2 separate regions of the Homo sapiens genome follow, and region 1 is linked to region 2. The links are chromatin contacts, found by Hi-C or POLR2A ChIA-PET in ENCODE. All regions are on one chromosome and are shown on one strand. The core of a region is the stretch at or near the end of the contact, and the rest is flanking DNA. Distances in the headings are between cores, read along the strand shown. Region 1 overlaps HPN-AS1 (HPN antisense RNA 1). Region 2 holds the start of SCN1B (sodium voltage-gated channel beta subunit 1).

Region 1 (7,058 bases), core at 993-3,492, 56 kb after region 2:
CTGACCTCGTAGGGCCCACACGCTGCCAGGGTGGCCGAGTCTGTGGTGGGGCAGCCACGGCAGAGTGATCAGGGCTCACATGAGGGAAGCGTAGGGCCACAGGGGAGCACAGAGGAGGGGCTGGCCCAGCCTGGAAAGTCAGGCCAAGTTTCCCAGAGGAAGGGCCACGAGAGCTGAGGCTTGAATGACAAGTCAAAGCCAATAGGTAAGCAAGGAGAAGCCAAATGTTCTAGGGAGAAGGAACAAGGTTTTCAGAAGCCCAGAGACTGTGTAAATTTGAGCCAGAGATGGGGGAGCCTGGAGAGAGACATGGTCCTGGGCTGTGTCTGTGGGGCCTTGAATGGCAGGCAAGAAGTGAGGACTTTATCCCGAAGGACTGGGCCTCTAACCTCCAGGACCCCAAGGCGCAACTCCTTTTCTCTGCCCCTAGTCCCTCACTCCTCTCAGAGCAGGAAGCAAGTTCAGCATCTTGCAAACAAAACCTCTCTTTGTCCAAAGGAAACAGCCCATTGCAAGCTCCGAAGGCCAACACAAGGGACTGGTGGTGGGTGCTCTGGCCTCTGGCCTGCCTGGCCCACCCCTCCTCCCAAAGCCAGAGACAAGCCCCGGGGGCATCACACACTTTGACTAAGGTTAACTGAACACCCACTAAGTGCTAGGCAGCATTCTAGGCGCTGCAGACACAGCAGTGACCCAAACAGACAAAACCTTGCCCTCATGGAGGCGACATTCCAGTGGAGAAGACAATCAGTCAACCCAGCCAGTAAGTAGGTGATTAAACAGTAAGTCAGGCGGGGCAGGGCTGGGGAGTGCTGGAGAAGGGGCATGCAGTATTAAACTGGGGGGTTAGGGTTCCCTGGGGTGCAGAGAGGTGCCCTGGGAGTGGAGACTGAAGGTGGTGGAAAAGGGAGCCGAGCTGGCTGGGGGAGCGGGGAGGCGGGGGGACATTCCAGGCAGCAGGAATCCAGGAAACCCATCCAGGAAGGGTGCAGGTGTCTCCTCCAGCCCCCAGACTCTGGGTGCTCAAATTAAGATGAACTTTGAGCTGGAATATCTCCCACATCCCACCCAGGACATTTCTCCTTTTCTGACTTTCTTTATTAATCCTGAGACTGGGGGACACCCCCACTCCGCCAGCGCACACACACACACACACACACACACACACACAAAACCCTCCCCAGCAATCTCTCCTCCAGTATGTTTTTCCCCTGATCTGTGAAACCCCCAAAGACAAGGGTTAGGGATGGGGTCTCTCTTGGTCACCAGTGTGTCACCAGAACCTACCATAAGGCATTTAAAAGCATAGGTTAGGGCTGGGCACAGTGGCTCACACCTGTAATTCCAGTACTTTGGGAGGCCGAGGTGGGTGGATCACTTGAGGTCAGGAGTTCAAGACCAGCCTGACCAACATGGTGAAACCTTGTCTCTACTGAAAATACAAAAAAAAAAAAAAAAAATTAGCTGGGTGTGGTGGTGTGCACTGGCTGAGGCGGGAGGATCGCTTGAACCCAGGTGGAGGTGGAGGCTGCAGTCAGCCAAGATGGTGCCACTGCACTTCAGCCTGGGTGACAGAGCAAGACTCTGTCTCAAAAACATAAAAAAAATGAAAAAGCATAGGTCAGATCTCATCAGATTCCTGATTAAAAGCATCCCTGGGTCCCCCTTACCTCTGGGATGAAAACTGACCTCCAAGCCTCCTCCTAAGAGGCCCCCACAGCGGCCTCTCTCTGCTCACCCTGCCTCCTCCTACACTGGCTTTGTCTAGCTCACTCCACACCGAGGGTCCAGCCACACTGGCCTCTCTGCTGTCCCTGGACCACGCCAAATGCCTTCCCACCCCTGGGTCTTTGCATCTGCTGTTCCCCCGGCCTGGAATGCTCTTTCCCAGACGTACACACGGCTGGCTCCTTCCATCATTCAGGCCTCAGCTCCAATGTCACCTCTGCAGAGAGGCCTCCCTAGCCACTGTCCTCAAATCAGCCCATGGGGCTCAGCCACTCTGCGCTACCTAAAGCTGGGTAACACAGATCTAACCCAGTTTCTCAATCCAAAATTATCTTTTATTTATTGCTAGTTTGTCGCCCATTTCCCCCCTCTAGAATAGGCCAGCACACTTTTATGATAAAAGGCCAGATAATAAATATTTTAGGCTTTCAGGGCCACACTCTGCCACAACTACTCAAAGCTTCTGTTGTAACATAAGAACAGTCATAGACAATACACGAACCGGCGAGCTGGCTTTCATGAAGACATTATTTATAGACACCGGAATTTGAATTTTACATGATTTTCACACCTCACAAAATTTCCTCTTTTGGTTTCTTTTTTTCTAACCACTTAAACATGTAAAGACTATTTAGATTGTAGGCTGTGCCAAAACAGGTGGAGGGCCAGATTTGGGCCCAAGGGTGAAGCTTGTCAACGTCTGCCCTAGAACATCTGTTTTATGAGGTCAGGGATCTCTGTCTTGGTCATTGCTGTGTCCCCAGGCCCTGGGATGTTCCCGGCATGTAGTGGATGCCAAAGTTGAACAAATATGTGCTATAGAAAAGGCTTCGACACATTCATTAATTCTTCCAACAAATATCCATTGAGGTTTGCCGTGAGCTGGGCTCTGGGGAGATAGCAGGGAACATAATTTGAACGTGGGGCAGTGAGTTGACATCCTTGCATTGAATGACTTGTGTTCCTCCAGAGCTGACCTGGCCCCCCGACAGCCACTACGAGCTGTGTGGCTTCTCCTGTCCCAGCTCCTGCACCGAGCCTGCCCTGCCCGACAGCTGTCTGACACCATGCCAGGATGGCTGCCAGTGTGACCCAGGATTTGTGCTCAGTGGCACGGACTGCTTGACCCCCATCCAGTGCAGCTGCTCCATGGGGGGCAGATACCACCTGGCCGGGGAGCCATTCTGGGCTAGGGAGCACTGTGAGCAATTCTGCCACTGCGAGGCTTCCACCCATGCTGTGTGCTGCTCCCCCTCCTCCTGTGGGCCAGGGCAGAGATGTGGGACCCTAAGGGGCATCTTTGGGTGCCACCCATTCTCCCCTGGCACCTGCCAAGCAGCCGGGCACTCACACATCATCACCTTTGATGGGAAAACTGTTGAGTTCTCAGGTACCTGTGTGTCCGTCTTTGCCGAATCCTGTGGCTCTTCCGGCTCACTGCCATTCTTCAGGATACAGCTGTGAAAGGAGAACAGATCCAGCAGCCCCCTCATGCTCATCTTGGAGGTGTCTGTCCAGGTTAATGGGACCCAGGTCCACCTGCGGAGGGACAGCCCAGGCATGGCTCAGATAAGCACCAGCTTTGGGACGTGTCGTTTCTAGGAACCCCAACCCTTCACCCAAACCCATAGGCCCAAGGGAAAAACTTATTCTGTCTCCATTATTTCTACATTTTACCTCTATTTTCTGATTATATGCCCATTTTTGACTATATCCATCAGATGCATTCAGCTAATATAACAGAAACACTCTCAGACCAGCTTAAGAAAAAAAAGAATTACTGATTTACACAATTGAAAAAAAAAATCTACAGGTGTATGGATTCAGGCATAGCTGGACCCAGGTGCTTGAACAATATGTCTCAAATCTGTCTCAATTTCTGGGCTCTCCTTTCCTTCATTTTCAGACAGGCACCATCCCATCCCACCTTGTAGGGACAAGGACAGCTGCCAGGTTAGCAAATGTCACTGGAGGAAAAGTGTCCCTCACTGGCCCAGCTTGAGTCATGTGACCACCCCTGAATCCCTGATGGACTAGCTGATTGGCTGGGCCTGGGTCATGTGCTGGAAGTTAGGATAGGATTGACTTTCTGTGAACCACATGGATTGATTTTGGAGGGGTGAGTTCTCAGGGAAATCCAGAGAAAGGAGAAATGAATGCAGAACAGGATAAAACAAGAGATGGTCACTATTATAGTTATGTCCTTGTTCCTTCATCTAAAAATGTTTTACATGTATTGGTACGGTGGCTTACATCTGTAATCCTAACACTTTGGGAGGCCAAGGCAGGTGGATCCCTTGAGCCCAGGAGTTCAAGACCAGCCTGTCTCAAGCAGGCAATATAGCGAGACCCCGTATCTAAAAAAGAATTAGGTGGGTGTGTTGGCGCACGCTTATAGTCCCAGCTTATAGTCCCAGCTACTTAAGAGGCTGAGGTGGGAAGATCGCATGAACACAGGAGTTCATGGCTGCAGTGTGCCATGATTGTGCCACTGCATCCAGCCTGAGGGTCAGAGTGAGACCCTATATCAAAAAAAATCAACATTTTTCACGTATTTGAACACCTACTATGTGCCAAGCAACACTGACCCAACTGTGGTCCTATGCTCCCGAGCCTTCCTTTGATTCTGCCTGCTCCTTAGGTGAATGGTGAGACAACAGCCCTCCCCGTAAGCCTGAATGGGGGCAGCCTTGCCGTCCACTGGAATGGCCTCTTCTCCCTGCTGCAGTCAGACTTTGGCCTCTGGCTCAGCACAGATCTCACCTACAGCCTTACCCTCACCCTGCCCCACCTCTACAAGGGTCACACCTGTGGGCTCTGAGGCAACTTCAACTGCAACCCCAGTGAGGACGCTAAGGCTGACATTACCTTGGAGAAGCAGAGCAAGGCTTGTAGGGACAGCTGTGGGGCTGCCTGTCCAGTCTCAGTCTGCAATGACCAGGGGCAGATTGTGTCAGCCAGGAGGCAGTGCTGGCTCCTGCAGGACCCCCAGGACCCTTCAGCCACTGCCACTGGGAGATCAACCCAGACCCATATGTTTCCAGCTGTGTCGATGATTTGTGTCTTGCTGGGGATGATGACCACATCCTCTGCCTGGCCCTGCAGACATATGCCGCCATCTGCCAGGGCGCCAACATCACCATCAGGCACTAGAGGAATTCTTCCTTCTGTGGTGAGTCATGGTTGAGCAGGGCAGGAATTCATCTGCATGCTCTGTATGGCCACACACAGACTGACATCCTTCTGTACTCCTGGGCTGCCTGAGTGCCCCAACCACTTCCCATATTCCCAATTCCAGCACAGGAAGGCCTTCCAGGTTCTCCTCCTAGGCTCCAGCTGGACGCATGTGGATTGGTAGGGGGCCTGTATGCTACCGACTGTTATGTTTTTTTTTGTTTTTTGTTTTTTTTGAGACAGAGTCTCACTCTGTCACCCACGCTGGAGTGCAGTGACTTGTTCTTAGCTCACTGCAACCTCCTCCTCTCGGGTTCAAACTATTCTTCTGCCTCAGCCTCCCAAGTAGCTGGGATTACAGGTGCCCGCCATCACGCCCAGATGATTTTTTGTATTTTTAGTAGAGATGGGGTTTCACCATGTTGGCCAGGCTGGTCTCGAACTCCTGACCTCAGGTGATCCGCCCACCTCGGCCTCCCAAAGTGCTGGGATTACAGGTATGAGCCATGGCACCCAGCCCGCTATGTATTTTGAATACCACCCTGGGTTGACTGGATCCCTGGCCCCCTGTCAAGGGGATGTCCTTTTCCACCCTCAGAATGCCTGACCTGAGATGCCACAATAATAATCCCAACAACTGCTAATACTTATTGAACATCTACAATGTCCCAGGCATGGGGCCGAAGGCTCTGTGTACCTCTTGCCGCCACTGTCTCAGAAACACCCTGCAAGTGAGAGGCAATGACTGTTATTATTCCCACTTTACATTTGGGAAAACAGAGGCTCACAGAGGTAAAGCCATTTGTCTACTGCTAATCACAACAGACAGAGTTGAGACTTGAACTAAGACTTTCTTTCTCCAGAGACAAAAGAAGTTTTATTACTAGCCATATCATCTAATTCTTTCTTTCTTATTTAACTATTATGGAAAATTTGAACATAAAAGTAGAGAGAATAGCCTATTGAATGCCCCTGTACCCAGAAGGCAGCCTCAACAACAGCCAAGTTGTGGCCGACCTGTGTCCACCTCCACCCCTCCCTTATTGATTTATTTTGTGTAAAGCAAATCCCAGACAACGTGTAAACCTGTAAATACTCCAGCATTATTTTTTTTAATAGATAAGGACTTTTAAAAAGAAAAAAACCTGCTGTGGCCGGGCGCGTGGCTCACGCTCACACCTGTAATCCCAGCACTTTGGGAGGTCGAGGCAGGCGGATCACCTGAGGTAGGGAGTTTGAGACCAGCCTGACCAACATGGAGAAACCCCGTCTCTACTAAAAATACAAAATTAGCCGGCGTGGTGCTGCATGCCTGTAATCCCAGCTACTCGGGAGGCTGAGGCAGGAGGATCACTTGAACCTGGGAGGCGGAAGTTGCGGTGAGCTAAGATTGCGCCATTGCACTCCAGCCTGGGCAACAAGAGCGAAACTCCGTCTCAAAAAACAAAGACAAAACAAACAAACAAAAAAACCTGCTGTGATTTGCTCACACCTAACAAAATAAGCAGTAATTCCCAGATATCATGAAAAGCCTAGTCCATGTTCAGATTTTTCTGATCGTTCCTAAAACATCCGGCTTTCCTCCCTTGCACCAAAGCTTTGCTGGCCCCTAATGCTTGCCCATTAAGGGTTCCTAGCTGGTTCCAACATTAGGGGCGCAATCGGGGCAGGTCATGTTCTACGGGGTGGGGGTGGAAGGTGCCGCTTTCTTGCTCAACCAACAGGCAACAAAAGCCTGTCCGATACCATCCTGGGGATCAAGACACCCCTAAAACCAGGTTCTAACCCACCTATGTTAGATCCAAATGTGAATCTCTGACACCTGGGCCGTAGGGAACCCTCAAAGGGTTTGGAATAGGGAAGGCGGGGAGCGGGGTGGAGTGGGGGGGAGGTAAGACAGTGTTCATGGAGTGAGAAAGGTGGGCCACCTAGGGGCTATTTCTGGAATAACAATAGGTCGCATTTATCCAAGGTTCCCAGGGTGCCAGGCGCTGTCCCAACCACTTAATTTATTTTAACTTGCTTAACCCTCAAAGTCAGTTTGAGGTCAGTACTCTTTTCGGAGAGATGGGTACGGAGTCCTGGAGAGGTTAAGCACCACGACAGAGCCGAGATTTTAAGCACTCGGTCAGGGAGTTGGGCAAATGTGGCCTGCA
Region 2 (7,892 bases), core at 5,339-7,838:
ACCCTTTTCCCCCCACAGGGGACCACGGAGCTTACTCTCATTGGCTGCTGGGGTCCCAGGCCTACCCCTGACACATCACAACAGCCAGGGCAGGCCACGTGTGGTCCCTCTACCCGCTACCCCACTCTGGGGTAACTAAGGGGTCACATGGTCTGAAGGGGAGAGACTCTCCAAAGGACCTGAGGTCTCATCTCCAAAACGGAGTGGACCCAGACACCCAGTGTAGTTCAGGGACAATGTCTACTCAGACAACCAGGTTCCAATTCCGGTGTGTGACCTCGTGCAAGTGATTTTGCCATGGTGGCCGTGGACTCCTCTGTGCACAGGATAATGACTGATGCTACCTCAAAGACTGTTGTGAGGATGAGACAAGTTGACATTGGGAGTGGTGCCAGGCCTGCAGGAAACACTGGATGTGGGCTGGCTGTCCTGAGTTTGAGCCTAGTGCCAGGGACAAAGCAGATGCCCAATAAATGTGATGTCATCACACGACAATTCCCTCAGGCCCCAGTAGACTCAGGCCAGCAGTTGCGGTGGGTCAGAGCAAGTGTCAGGCCAGCAGTTGCGGTGGGTCAGAGCAAGTGTCAGGCCAGCAGTTGTGGTGGGTCAGAGCAAGTGTTAGGCACTCGGGGAAGGTGTCGAGGGGGAAAGCGGATGGGAAACAGAGTCTGGCATTGCCTGCATTTCCAAGGCCATCAGAGCTGAAGTTGTGGGTGACGGTGAAAATCTTGTCTCATTGGACCCTTCCATATCAGAAGGCTCATCTTTAGGGGTCTCATTGCCCCCCGAAATCAAGCTTGGGAGAGGCTCACACTGGAAAGGGCGGGGCAGGATGGGGTGGGGAGGAGATGAAGGCTGAGGCCCCATCACTCATAGAGAGGGTAGGCAGGGCCCCCCATCCTGCGTTATTTTATTTTATTCTTTTGAGACAGGATCTCATTCTGTTGCCCAGGCTGGAGTGCAGTGGCACGATCATGGCTCATCGCTGCCTCGAACTCCTGACTCAAGTGATCCTCCTGCCTCAGCATCCTGAGTAGCTGGGACTATAGGCAGGCACCACCACACCTGGCCAATTTTAAAATTTTTTGTAGAGACCAGAGTCTCACCATGTTGCCCAGGCTGGTCTCAAACTCCTGGCCTCAGGCAATCCTCCCGCCTCGGCCTCCCAAAGTCCTGGGATTGCAGGTGTGATCCACCACGCCTGGCCCTGAGTTAAATTTTTATCATTTTCCTCTCTGTCAAACTGCTAAGGGTGCAGAGTTGACGTCACAGATTGGTGCTCACAGTAGATGTAGACTGAGCACTTACCTGCAGCTGGGCTGTTCTAGGTTTTAAGCATGACTGCTTTATCCCCACAGCCAGCCTTTGAGAAGATGCTCTTGTTATCCCAGTTTTTTTGAGACAGTCTCGATCTGTCACCCAGGCTGGCGTGCAGTGGTGCGACCTCTGCCTTCCAGGTTAAAGCGATTCTCGTGCCTCAGCTTCCCAGGTAGCTGGGATTACAGGCACCCGCCACCACGCCTGGCTAATTTTTGTATTTTTAGTAGAGACGGGCTTTCACCATGTTGGCCAGGCTGGTCTTGAACTCCTGACCTTAAGTGATCCACCGGTCTCAGCCTCCCAAAGTGCTGAGATTACACGCATGAGGCACTGTGCCCGGCCGTTATCCCGGTTTTATACATAGGTAGGCGATATGAGGCATCCAGAGGTTCGAGGAGCTCAGGAGCTTGCCCGAGGTCACAGAGTGGGTAATGGTGACAGCTAACATGTGCTGAGCACTTAGTGTACACCAGGTTCTCAGTGCTCTTCAGAACCCTGAAATAATCCTGTGGAGCAGATGTGTTATAGACCCGTATTTCAAATGAGGGGATTTTGGCTCAGGGTGGTTACGGGACTTGCCTGAGGTTAACTGAGGTAACAAGCAGCAGAGCCAGGATTTGAACCTAGGCCATCGGGGTCACAGGCACACACTAAGCCCCTTCCTCTGCTGCCTCTGAGAAGTTAAACTGGGTGCAGCATGGCTGTGCTCTTTTCACCAAGGGACCCTGGGGTGGGGCAGTATGGCCTCTAGACCGTCCTCAGTTTCTCAATGGCAAGGTGGGGGTGGGCGACATCACCCCCCAGCCTCCAGCGTTCACCCCCGACCCTGCTCACCTCCTCCCCGCAGATGAAGTTCTCGCTGGAGAAGCTGCACCAAGGCATCACAGTCTCAGACCCTCCCTTTGACACCCAGCCCCGGCCCGATGACAGCTTTTCCTGAGGACCCCGGCCACGCAGCTGTTCCCCCACATGGACAGATGGACACACAGAGCCTCGGCGGCCACTGCTGGCACGGTGTGAGCGCCAGGCATCTCCCACCCGCCCCTCCCGACGGCCCAACCAGGGGCTGTGCAGACGTGGGGACCACGGAACCGAGATGCACTTTAGACCAGGGAGCTGGCCCGGCCTCTGGCAGGCCCCCCACTAACTTATTTTGCCCGGCTGAGGTTGTGGGGGGCGCCTCCTGGGGTGCACGATTCCCTCAGCTCTGGGTTTAATGTATTATATTTATTTGGGGCCGACAGTGCCCCAATAAAGGGTCAGAAGTGGCTGTGGCTGTGCCTGTGGGGCCCTGGGAGTGGGTGGGAGCCTCCTGTTGCACTCAGATCCTGCCATGGTGGGGAGGGGACCTCTGTCTGTGTTCTGGGGCCATAGTCACTGAAACGATCTGGAATTCCCGCAGCATCTTACACAAGCTTTACATCATCTGAGGTCAACGCAGGAACTCCGGGGACAGACCGTGGTAGCTGGAGTTCAAATCCTGCTTCCTAGCAGTGGTGTAAATGCAGCAGGTCAGCCCCCTGGAGCTCCAGTGAGCTTTCCTGTGCAATGGGTAGAATGGCAGTAGCTGTCTCTCAGGGTTGTTAGAAGGCAGTGGTTCTCAAACTTGAGCTGCATTCGAATCTCCTGGAGAGCTTGATGAAAAACAGACTGTGGGCCCCTCCCTCCAAATTTCTGGTTCAGTAGGTCTGGGGCAGGGCTGGGATTCTGCCTTTATAACGAGTTCCCAGGAGTTGCTCATGGTGCCATCCCAGACGACACTTTGGTTTTTTGTTTGTTTGTTTTAAGTTAGGGTCTCTGTCGCCCAGGCTGGAGTGCAGTGGCACAAACATGGCTCACAGCAGCTTCGACCTCCTGTGCTCAAGCCATCCTCCCACCTCAGCCTTCTGAGTAGCTTGGACTACAGGTGTAAGCCACCACGCCCGGCTAATTTTTTATTTCTTTTTGGAGATGGGATCTCACTGTGTTGCCCAGGCCAGTCTTGAACTCCTGGCCTCAAGCGATCCTCCCGCCTCAGCTTCCCAAAGTGTTGAGATTTCAGGCGTGAGCCACCACGCCCAGCCCCAGACCACACTTTGAGAACCACTATTATAGGTTCAAGGAGTTCATAAATGTGGCTACTTATAACAGGGCCCGGCACAGATGGAATGGAGTAAGTATTCAATAAATGTTACACTTATTGCATAAAAATAGAGGGAAAAAAGTAACTCGCGTAGTGAGTACCAAGTACGTACGTACCCAGCTCTGTGCCAAGATCTGATGTTCATTTTATTCTCACAGTGATTCCATGAGGTGGAGACAAAGATGTACACGCCCGAGGCTACCCAGCAGGGAGGCAGACTCCAGGCCTGACCCCTGGGGTCTCCACATTTACATGCAAGGTCCTAACCCCCTCAGGACCCCACCACAGCCCATTCAGGCTGACGTTGGTTGGATTCCTGTTTTACAGATGAGGAAATGAGCTTGGAGGCAAAGTCCCTGGTCCAGAAAGAACCCAGGTCCACCTCACGCAAACCTTGTCCTGGTTCCAGAGGGAGTATGTGGGGTAGAGACACCTTTGGCATGTCACACCCCCGGCTATAAGAATCATCCTAACTGATGGCTTGGAGCAGGGGACTGGAGGAGGGTTTGGAGAGTGGATCAGGAGTGGCATAGGAGGCAGAGCCAGCCTCTCCTATCCTCTAGTTGTGTGATCATGGCAAGGTACCCATGCTGAGCCTCAGTCTTCTATATCTGTAATATGGGTGTAATAATAATACCACCTATAGGAAAAATTAAATGAGCTAATGTTAGTAAAGTGCTTAGAATGCTTAGAACAGCACCAAGCCCATACATAGTAGGTGCTCACTGAACATAGCTTATAGGGCCGTGAGGTGCCTCCTGTCCAGTGCTGAGGCCTGTCCTCACTGTGCCTTCACCTACCATCCCCCACCAGTGGAAGGGCCCGGAACAGCAAGAGGGTTATTCTCTGCAGGGGAATTTCACAGCTCAGAAGGTGCTGGCGTAAAAGTCTAGACCACAGAGGTGTCGGATGTCCCTGGCTCCCTGCCCCTCTGCCATGGTCCTGCCCCACACCCTGGCTCCTCTTGCCTGGCAGGGCTGGGCCAGGGGGATTCTGAGACCTTACCCCACCCGGAATTGGAGGCTAGGATCTGGGTAGTGACCCTTCAGCCGAGAGTCTCACTCCCACCCTGGTCCTGACAGCCCAGAACTCCCATCTCCATTCTCTCAATTTGGCAGAACCTACTGGTAGGACAGGCCACTCACCACTGCTGGGGCAGGATTCCACATCCATCCTAGGCCAGCTACATGACTCTGGGCAGGGGCACGGCCCTCTCCCAGCCTCAGTTTCTTCATCTGTAAAATGGGGATAATAGAACTTGCTGAAGGTTTGGGGCAGTAGAAGTGGGTTCTGCAAATCCCAAGGACTTAGTGAACATTGGCATTCATTTATTTGTTTGACAAATATTGATTGAGTACCTACAATGTGCCAGGAACAGTTCAAGGTGCAAGAGACACAAGACAATATCCTCACCTGGGAGATTTTTTTTTTTTTTTTTTTTTTTTTTTTTTACATGGAGTCTCACTCTGTCACCAGGCTGGAGTGCAGTGGTGTGATCTCGGCTCATTGCCACCTCTGCCTCCCGGGTTCAAGCGATTCTCCTGCCTCAGCCTCCTGAGTAGCTGGGACTACAGGCATGTGCCCCCACGCCCAGCTAATTTTTGTATTTTTAGTAGAGATGGGGTTTCACCATGTTGGCCAGGATGGTCTCGATCTCTTGACCTCGTGATCCGCCCACCTCGGCCTCCCAGAATGCTGGAATTACAAGCGTGAGCCACTGCGCCCGGCCTTTTTTTTTGAGACGGAGTTTCGCTCTTGTTGCCCAGGCTGGAGTGCAGTGATGCGATCTTGGCTCACTGCAACCTCTGCCTCCCGGGTTCAAGCGATTCTTCCTCAGCCTCCCAAGTAACTGGGATTACAGGTGCCCACCACCACTCCCAGCTAATTTTTTTTGTATTGTTAGTAGAGACGGGGTTTCACCATGCTCGTCAGGCTGGTCTCGAACTCCTGTCCTCAGGTGATCTGCCCCCCTTGGCCTCCCAAAGTGCTGGGATAGCGGGGGGCGGCTCACATCTGTAATCCCAGCATGGTCAACATGGTGAAACCCTGTCTCTACTAAAAAATAAAAAAATTAGCCAGGCATGATGGTGCACACCTGTACTCCCAGCTACTTGGGAGGTTGCGGCAGGATAATCGCTTGAACCCGGGAGGCGGAGGTTGCAGTGAGACGAGATCAGCCACTGCACTCCAGCCTGGGCAACAGAGCCAGACCCTATCTCAAAAAAAAAAAAAAAAAAAAAAAAAAAAAAAGAACATAATGTCAGGTAGTGAGGCTGCTGTGGAAAACACTCAACAAGAGGTAAAGAGTAAAGGAGGTCAGGTTAGGAGCGGGGAAGGCAGTTTACCCTGAAGGGACACAGAAGACCTGACGAAGGTGACATTGGAGCCATGGAGGCCCACGGAGAGGGGCGGGGCAGGGGGGGAGAGCCGGGGCAGAGGGGAGAGCTGGGGCCAAGGCCCTGAGGCAGGAACGGGTTCCCTGTGTTGGGAACAGCAGGAGGGCCTGAACAGCCAGAGTGGAGTGGGAGGAAAGAGGGGTAGAAGGTGACATCAGGGACATAAATGGGTGCAGGGGATCACGAAGGGGTCCTCCTCCTGAAACAGCACCTCCAGATTCCCGGGGCTGCTTCTCTCCAGGGTGCCCCGCCTGCTTGGGTGAGGTCCGGATTGTAGCTGTAGTCCTAGCCTGACGGCCCCCCACCCTCCTCTAATGCCTACTTGGGGTCCCTGCACATTGACCCCCAGGCCTGGATATCAGGGCTCAGGGGAGATAACTTGGAGGTTCGCCCTCTGGAACTCCTGAGGATGACCTCCATCATTTGAAGTCGGAAACCCGGCCCCCAAACTGCGCTCTAAGTCCTCCTGTGACTCTGGGGGTGACCTTTCCAGACTCCCTGGGAAGGTGGGGGGGGGGGGGTGGTCCTCAGAGCCCCAGCGGGGTCGGAGACACACAGACCACCCTCCCCGTTCCCAGAAGTCGCGGTCCCTGCGCCACCCGGAGAGGCCGGTGCAGCGGGCGCCTCCCGGGCCGCTGCGGCAAAGGCTGGGCGGCCGCGCCTTCCCCCCGCGGTGATTCATCCCGCCCCCTCCCTCTCCTCCCTCGTCCCTCCCTAGGCCGCCGCCGCCGCCGCCGCCGCCGCCGCTGCAGTGCGCAGGAGACCGCGGTCCGCGCCCGAGCGCGCCCGAGCCGGAGCGGGACCGGGGTCGGTGCACCTAGCGGATGTGCCCGGCTGCGCGCGCCAGCGCAGCAGCCCGAGCAGCGGCCGCCGCCCGCGCGGCGGGGATGCCCGGACGCCGGGCCCCGGGGCTGGGCCCCCGGCGGTAACCGGAGCGGGGGGGCCGCGCCCCCCCTCCTCCCCCCTCGCCGGTCCCAGAGCCGCAGCTGCTGCGCCCGCGCGCTCCCGGGGACATTCTAACCGCCGCCAGGTCCCGCCGCCTCTCGCCCCGCTATTAATACCGGCGGCCCGGGAGGGGGGCGCAGCACGCGCCGCGCAGCCATGGGGAGGCTGCTGGCCTTAGTGGTCGGCGCGGCACTGGGTGAGTGCGCGGGGGGCGCGCGCGGCCGGGGGGCACCGCGGGGGCACTGGCGGGGCGGCGGGAGTGGCGCTCGGGACACGGGGCAGCCGCGCGAGGGCCACCCCCGGCCCATCCCCGGGCCCCGCCAAGTCAGCTTCAGAAGTTGTGCGCGCGGGAGCCGGGCTTGGGGAGGGCAGTGGAGGTGAGGGTGGGCTCCAGCGGGTGGGGGCCGGGCTGGCACAGCCTGGCGGCTGCAGGCGCCCAGCCGGGGGCGAGGAAACGCGGAGTCAGCTGCTCCCGGAGCCCCGCAGGCTGCAATGTGACACCCACAGCCGCGGGAGGGGGGTGGGGGGAAGGCGGCGCCCGGAGACTGGGACGGGAAAGACGGAGGGACAGGGAGAGATGAAGACGGGAGGAAGGGGGCGAGAGACAGAGAAGGACTCGGAGCGCACCGGAGTGGTCCGCTGGGATGCTGGGGACATGGGGGTCAAGGGGGAGACGGAGACAGAGAGAGGGGTATTGGAGAGAGAGAGAGAGAGAGAGAGTTAAGAGACTGAGCGCGATGGAGAAAGGGAAACTTGAGAAAGGCAGAAGGAGATGGAGAGAAGAGAGAGGGAGATGCGGGTGCCCGTGAACACCGGGAGAGAATCTTGCATGGAGTTTGAAAAGGGATAGACGTAGAAAGGTGGAAAGAGATTAGGAGAGGTCTCCTTCTGAGCCCAGAGAGTGGACAAAAAGTGGAGGGACCTTCAGAGAGACCCCTGAGAGGGACAAAGATAGGAGGGACTGAGACAGAGGCCCTCAGGGAGTCTGAAAGGGACCGCAGGGGAGGCGGATGGATGAGAAGTCCTGAGGATCAGGAAACAAGGACAGCACAGGGCTGCAGCAGAAGAGACACAGCGTTAGCTACAGAGTGCTGGGAGGCAGAAAGGAG

The links. A loop is a pair of places that touch in the nucleus more often than their neighbours do. ChIA-PET counts read pairs that join two places held with the same protein, here RNA polymerase II (POLR2A). Pooled maps may share reads with other maps.
Region 1: POLR2A ChIA-PET joins it to region 2 with 14 read pairs in activated B cell. The contact joins the enhancer-like site here to the promoter of SCN1B in region 2. A Hi-C loop is called at or near these places in 3 of 168 maps with a recorded cell type or tissue (CD4-positive, alpha-beta memory T cell, naive thymus-derived CD4-positive, alpha-beta T cell and vagina) and 11 of 50 pooled maps. POLR2A ChIA-PET finds 5 or more read pairs at or near these places in 6 of 52 experiments (A549, CD4-positive, alpha-beta T cell, H1 and 3 more).

Annotation. Positions count from the first base shown.
Region 1 is chr19:35,083,834-35,090,891 of GRCh38, forward strand. HPN-AS1 (HPN antisense RNA 1) reads right to left here. Exons shown (of 4, transcript NR_024562.1): 3 at 3,123-3,267. It also overlaps the pseudogene LOC100420797. Among named protein-coding and RNA genes, the nearest start is that of HPN-AS1, 19 kb to the right of the region's middle. RefSeq lists enhancers at 285-1,099, 2,386-2,435, 2,546-2,655, 6,689-7,058. Within about 2 kb of position 2,243, at least 6 of the 41 ENCODE cell types and tissues checked have a DNase peak (open chromatin) inside an H3K27ac peak, as active enhancers do.
Region 2 is chr19:35,023,882-35,031,773 of GRCh38, forward strand. It overlaps SCN1B (sodium voltage-gated channel beta subunit 1), which reads left to right and starts at 6,589. Exons shown (of 6, transcript NM_001037.5): 1 at 6,589-6,979. The coding sequence starts at 6,940. It overlaps GRAMD1A (GRAM domain containing 1A), which reads left to right. Exons shown (of 20, transcript NM_020895.5): 20 at 2,168-2,588. The coding sequence ends at 2,260. RefSeq lists silencers at 6,559-6,718, 7,058-7,166.